Linked DNA regions of Mus musculus: region 1 is linked to region 2. A link is a contact called in ENCODE Hi-C or POLR2A ChIA-PET data. All regions are on one chromosome and are shown on one strand. Each heading gives the region's core, a stretch centred on a gene start or an enhancer-like site at or near the end of the contact. The rest is flanking DNA. Distances are from core to core; before and after follow the strand shown.

Region 1 (3,478 bases), core at 838-3,337, 37 kb before region 2:
CCCGAAGGAAGAGATAGGGAAGTACTGAAGGAGCTGAAGGGGATTGCAGCCCCGTAGGAAGAATAACAATATCAACTAACTAAACCTCCCAGCGCTCCCAGGGACTAAACCATCAACTGAAGATTACACATGGATGAACCCCATGGCTCTAGCTGCATATGTACCAGAGGAGTGCCTTATTTGGCATCAATGGGAGGGGAGGCCCTTGGTCTTGTGGAGGCTTGATGCCCCAGCATAGGGGGATGCTAGGGTAGTGAGATATGTGTGGGTGAAAAGGTGGGGAAGCACCCTTATAGAGGCAGGGGGATGAGGATAGGATGGGAGGCTTGCAGAGGGGAGACTAGGAAGGGGACAACATTTGAAATGTAAACAAATAAATAACCATTAAACAATGAAATAAAAAATAAAATAAAGAAAAACAAAACAAAAAATCCTGCTTTTTCTTAATCAAGATGACTTGATATTTGATGAGTACCTGCCATCTGTCATGTGTGATTTCTTACATGATCAATATGTTTCATGAATAAAGTAGCCAATGAGGCTTGCCTTCTTATGCCTGTGGTTTAGGACAGAGAAACACAATAATGTATTGAATATGTAAATTTCATGGGGTAATCAGTGGTGCAATTGTTAAGGGAAAAATAAAATATTCAGGAGTAGAAAAGTAGTTTGGGTGAATCTGGGTGTTTTTCATCTGCTAAACAAATAGACAAGTAACAGTCTAAGGGATATGGGGAGGTCAGATTTCCTTAAGAACAGAAGTAAACACAGAAGTTTTGTAGGAAGTAGAAAAAAAGGAGCTGATGGCATTTTGGCCAGAACTACTCACGTAAACTCAGCTGTTCCTGGGAATTGGCAATGTGGCCAGCAAATATTTTTCCTGCCATGTCTGTTTTCTCTAAGAAGTTCTCAACCAGATTCTCAGCCTTGTTCAGGATGAAACTCGCACTTTCCCCTATTTTGAGTAACTCATCTCCATTTAAAACATTCTTCTCCACCAGGTCATCAAAAACCCCATCCAGCATGTCCTTGGCCAAACCTTTGATCTTGTAGATTGGATCTCTTTCATGTGTCCTCCTGGCTGTAAAAATAATATCATTTAGACATGGAAAGGTATTTAAATATGTTTCTGCACTACCAGCTTTCAAATTCAAATACAGACAAGAATCGCCCACATAGATAAATAAACAGGACTGCCTGTAAGGCTTTCTTGGGAATTATACTCACTGCCTAAGGATGGGACCCATGGCCTTTCCTTTTTATAAATGGCTGTCCTTCATTTTTGAGATTATAATATAATTAATCAGGTGACAGTTGAGTGACAATTTGTCTATGAACCCACAGAAGCATTTATATTGCCCAACACATATCAAGTTTGTACAGGAGGAAACATAAGTGGGGAGAAGAGAAACAACTTCATCAGGCGATTCAGCCATAGATACCTGATGTCTGACATTTCTGCAGATCACTCATGACCCTTCCACTTTTGCTCATTTTTGTAAATATCTTAAAAGGATATTTTATTCCATACACAGCATAGTATAACGTGAACACATTACAGCTATATTGTCCCACATTTTGTTTATACTGCCAGTGGTCCTAGAGAGCTCTGTGTAGAAATAGAGAAATCAAACTAGCTGCCTGGCTTGCTGCTGAAAAGTAGTTCAGATACAGAGCAGAAAGATAGAGAAAATGCAAGGTTTTGTTCAGTAGTAAAGTTTCTCATCCTCAGAACAAAACACCCAGAGAGCTGGAGAAAACCTCTAGTCAGTGAGTCAAAGGCAATACTTAAAACACAGGAAAATACTAAAAGGAGGGGTCTAGAGAGATTCATTTTCCTTTCTTTCCCACAGCTGTAAATGCTGAGGATAAATGCCTTTGAGAGTATCTGCACGCACTCTGCTTCAACATGTGCTACCATAGCCTCCCTCCCCTCAACTTACAAACAGCTCTGCTTTGATGAAGCATTGTTATCTCTTCTCTCAGAAATCCATATGTAACTCCCTCAACACAAGCATAAACAAAGAAAGGACTCACCCGCCATGGCTGTGCAGGACTCCTGGACATAAAAAGCATCAAAACCGAAAGCAATCTGAGAAACAGTGTGCCTTTCCTTCCCAGAAACATACCAATGGTGCTGTGTCACTGAAAACACCCGCTTGCCAAATTCTCCTGCTCTTTTCCCAGAAAGTCAACCAGGGCTCTGCTATTATAAGCAGAGTTTCTCTTGACTTTACAAAGTTTATTGGCTGAAAATGTATATTCATGCACAATTCATTCTCAATCTAGTCTATCATTAGCACAATTTCAAAATGCACTCTGAGTTGTTTTTCTTAGCATCTCTATGGTCCTTTACATACAAGACACCATGAGACCATGAGACCGTGACACTTGATCAACCCAGAATGTGTCAATTCGCAGAGCTTCAGCTAAAGGAGATGCTGACTAAGATGCCAAACCTTGATGCTGGTACCACCAATTCAAAACCCAGGTACGTCATCTTGTTTCTATTTCTGAGTCAGCAGGTTTATTTGTTAATTTTAGATATTATTAATCTGGAGACACCAGTGTACACTGTGGTATGTTAAATGCACAGGACAGTCATTTTCTCTAACTTTTGGAAATTTATGGATAAATAATGGCTGTAAAAGTTAAATAAGGGAAATGTTTATAAAGTGGGAAAGAATGTTTATAAAATGGGAAAGAATGCTGTTTTATAGCTGGGCAGTGGTGGCACACAACTTTAATCCCAGCACTTGGGAGGCAGAGACAGGTGGATCTCTGAGTTTGAGGCCAGCCTGGTCTACAGAGTGAGTTCCATGACAGCCAGGGCTACACAGAGAAACCCTGTCTCGAAAAACCAAAAATAAAAAATAAAAATAAAAAAATGCCGTTTTATACTTTAGTTTCATGGTTCAGGATGCTGCATAGTAGAGGCTTTCTTTCTGAATTGTTCATATTCCTCATACAATACTTAATACAATTCTAATGCTGTTGACTTCGTCCATTTGTCTTCTTGTAGTAGCCTTCTTTGCCTTACTGCCCACAGGAGTTAATTGGAGTGAATAACACCTCACCTTCAAAGAACTTGGTACACTTTCAGGCCTGTCTTCACTAAGCCGGAAAGACTTTTCCAGCTTGGAAATCTGAAAGTCCATGTAGAAAATTTGTTGACAGCAAGAGAAAGAGAGTGTCCTCACTTCTTGGCAGAAGAGGAAGCAGAATGTAGTCACTCAGTTGTAATTCTCCTTTTCTGTTTTTTTACCTCTTCAGGACCTCAGTACAAGCGGAAGCACATGTAGGCCCGCTTTCTGCTTCCCACCCCCCTGTAGTATGTCGTCTCCAGAATCTTCCTCAGAATCATTCTTGCCTTAAGGACAACACAGGACTCCCTTAGTACCATCAAAATGCTACCACAGTGCCACTGTCAGACAATTGTATTAGAAATCAGTCAACTTGCTCCTTGAAAACACTATAG
Region 2 (3,448 bases), core at 528-3,027:
GGAAGGGGATATAGATTTTGCAAGTGGACTAGGGGAGGGTGGCAATGGGTATATGGCAATGGGCAATGGGATTAGGTATAGGGCTAGAATAACGGAGGGTGGGGGTACAGGAAGAAATTATTGGATTTAAAGGGTATTTAGGCAGGGGTGATGTGGAAATCTAGTGTAGTGGAAATTTCCTGGAATCTATGAGTTAAGACTACCCTAGTGAGGACTCCTAGTGATGAAGTATATAGAACATAAACAAGGTAGGTTTGGCATACTAAACAAGAAATATTGCACATTGAAGATATCAAATTGAGGTGTGATTATCTTTCCCCTGAGTCAGCAATTTTTATTAAACATCTCATTTTAAATTCTAATTTTTTAGTTTTGGGAATATCATTTTGAACATCAATCTCTGTACACTAAAGTATATAGGGCAGAGGTAAAAATAGTTATTCAAACAAACAAAGTACAAGACACTATAATCATTTAAATGACTGATGTATGTTCAAGAAAACATCATGTTTTAAAACTTTCATCCATTAAAAGACAGTGTCCCAGAGAAGATAGTGTGTAGAGCTAGTATCTGTTCTGGCAAGGTTGAAAGTTTCTTGAAAGTATCTGGTATAGACAGCAAGGTGGAGGGGCTGGGTGTTAGAAACAGGTTACTTTGGTCAAATGTGGGCAACAGCAGCAGAAAAGGCAATGATCAGACGCTTGTCGTTTTTAAAAGACTTTTGCAGAGAGATAAGGTAAAGTCGGTGTCTTGCATGTGAGAACAAGTTTACTCTGCCCAAAGGACATTGGACCTAAGCTGACAAATACAACTTTTTTGTTCATCCTCACGTACACATTTTAAGAATAAAGCTAAAAATATTATAAGATGCATTTGAACACTTGCTACCAAAATACCAAGTGATTTCTCAGTCCTGTGCCTTTTCAGCTTCTGAGTGTAAGAAGGGTATATGATTTGAAAGGAATGTTAAGGATAGAACAGAAGGCTAAGACCTGGAAAGGAAGACATGAGTCAAAACATTGTGACAGGAGTCCATGAATGAGTTACAACAGTGGTGATTTTAGCAGACGCAGAGATCTAGCAAGAAAAATGGAATCATTTAAAATGGAAGAAGAGAGTAACTCTATGCTTGGGAAATAGGTGGTGACTTCAAATATGTGCCAATCAGCATCTCAGAAAAATGTAACAGTCCTAGAGCTCATTACAGACTTCTAGAGTCCTAGAGCTCATTACAGACTTCTAGAGTCCTAGAGCTCATTACAGACTTCTAGAGTTCTAGAGCTCATTACAGACTTCTAGAGTCCTAGAGCTCATTACAGACTTCTAGAGTCCTAGAGCTCATTACAGACTTCTAGAGTCCTAGAGCTCATACAGACTTCTAGAGTTCTAGAGCTCATTACAGACTTCTAGAGTCCTAGAGCTCATACAGACTTCTAGAGTTGTTTTAATGTGTTATTCTGGCTTTACCCTCCTCTTTGATTTCCAAAAAGGAAACTGAGAGATGAAGTTCTTTGTGGCTCAAAGCTACATATATCTCAGCATGTCCACACTCCCAATAAACAGTCCTTTCCGGCAGTACAGTAATCAGGCTTTTATGCCACTGCTCTGCTCTGTCACCACTATTTTTTTTTTTTAATTCTCTGCTTTCGCAAAGTCTAAATTCTAGGACTCAAGTCAAAGCCCCTATTCAGGAAGAGCCCCCAGACTCACCAGCCATGAGAAAAAGCCTCAGTTCTTTCGCACCGTGAAGACAGCTTGACAGAGTAAAATGAAAGTTACTGGGCATTTCCTTAGCATAGGGAGGCGGGGACTTCCAGGAGATGTTGAAAGAGCTGCTCAGAAAGTATCAACTGCTGTGGGGAAATCCCCTGTAACTCATAAAACTGGCCTCCCTTTTCCTGAATTTTATCACTTCGTCATGGGAACAAACAAACACAACTAAAGCGGCTGCAAAAATAGAAAAAAAAAAAATTGAAGTTGTTTACCTTTGCATTTTCTCTATTCTTCAGGGCTCCAGTAAGACACAGTGCTGCTTATATTCTAGTCTGGCTTCTCAGTAACTCAACCTCTGCTTTCTAAAACATCAGTTCTAAGTCAATGAAATTTAACATATTCATTTCTACTGGAAAATTAAGCAATTGTTTCCTAATTCAAGGTACTACAGCCTTTCTATACATATTTCTACAGACTTCGTTTTTATTAGACATAGTTCAGAGCAATCCTTTTGTCCACCCTGGGTGCATTTCATTAATTGTGCAAGACAAATTTTTACTGAGAGTGATGATTACTACTACCTGTTCGTAGCCTCTTGAACAAATAGGGGCACTTGCACGGTGCAATATAATGAATGCATGATCACATGATCTGAGGAGAGAGGTATGTCAGGGGAATGGTTAGAGAAAGGGGAAAAGACAAATGCTGTGGTGTGTTCAACTTTGAGTCTTTGGGGAACGTTGGATTAAATAGGAAGGATTAGAAAGGCTCTTGTGAAAGTGTCCTTCTTCAGCTCCTCCTACAGTTAACAAATACTGCTGAGAGAATGGATAAAGTAATGCCACTATCGCCCATCTCCTCAGTGTCATACTTATCTGGTAATTGTTCCCTGGTTGTTGGTGGCACTGACTGTTTTATAGTCTCAATCAGAATGTGAAATTTTAAGGTTCATGGGCTAAGTCAATATTCTTTGATCCATGAATTTTTTAATCCATGAAGGATAATAGCACATAAAAATTGCTTTGTTCTGGTCCAGGCTTCCAGAGTAATAAGTAAACACTCCATTTTGAGATTCCATTTATTATTTTGGCTATAATGGTCCCAGTTATATTTTATATGTTTCTTCTTCTGAGCACTAAATTCTTGGAATTCAGAAACCTGTGGTGTCTATATGACTGTAGGAAAAGACAAGCAAATGATATTATAAAAGAAATAATGGCACTCAGCCAGTTCTGCATTTAAGAACCAAGTCTAAGAACTCTGCTGATGCTCTGGCTACTGAGGGATTCTGGGAGAGAGACAGTCTTTGGTGTATACCAGGCTCCAGTGGACACTCCATGGTTACACTGTGAATTCTGGTTAAACTCAGTGGGTCTCAAAAACAAACAAACAAAAAAAGATATAGGTGTTTGAATAGGAATTGTACAGAGGAGAATAATTGTAGGAATAGAAGAGTACTACAGAGTGTGTGAGGTTATAGTAATCAGAATGCATTTTACACATGTGTAAAATTTTTACAAATAAATACAATAATAAAGACATGAGTTACTCTTCTTGTGTTCTGTCTGAAAGTCAAGTCAAATAAAGGAAAATAAGGTCGCAACAGAAACAACAAACAGGATAGCCTTTCTGTTTTGTTTTATTTTAATATTTATTGCATCATCTAAGGAAGTATTGGCTTCTTATTGGCACGATTCTCAGCATAGGTACATAAGAATGAACTGGATTCCTATG

What was found. Hi-C counts contacts between places; a loop is a spot of excess contacts on that map. ChIA-PET counts read pairs that join two places held with the same protein, here RNA polymerase II (POLR2A).
Region 1: a loop to region 2 is called in a map of heart, with 4 times the contacts of the local background. The contact joins the promoter of Casp12 here to the promoter of Casp4 in region 2. A Hi-C loop is called at or near these places in 1 of 37 maps with a recorded cell type or tissue (heart). POLR2A ChIA-PET finds 5 or more read pairs at or near these places in 1 of 5 experiments (Patski).

The regions. Positions count from the first base shown.
Region 1 is chr9:5,344,085-5,347,562 of GRCm38, reverse strand. It overlaps Casp12 (caspase 12), which reads right to left and starts at 2,087. Exons shown (of 11, transcript NM_009808.4): 1 at 2,038-2,087; 2 at 830-1,081. The coding sequence starts at 2,044.
Region 2 is chr9:5,307,178-5,310,625 of GRCm38, reverse strand. It overlaps Casp4 (caspase 4, apoptosis-related cysteine peptidase), which reads right to left and starts at 1,777. Exons shown (of 9, transcript NM_007609.3): 1 at 1,712-1,777. The coding sequence starts at 1,718. It overlaps Casp1 (caspase 1), which reads right to left. Exons shown (of 10, transcript NM_009807.2): 10 at 3,345-3,443.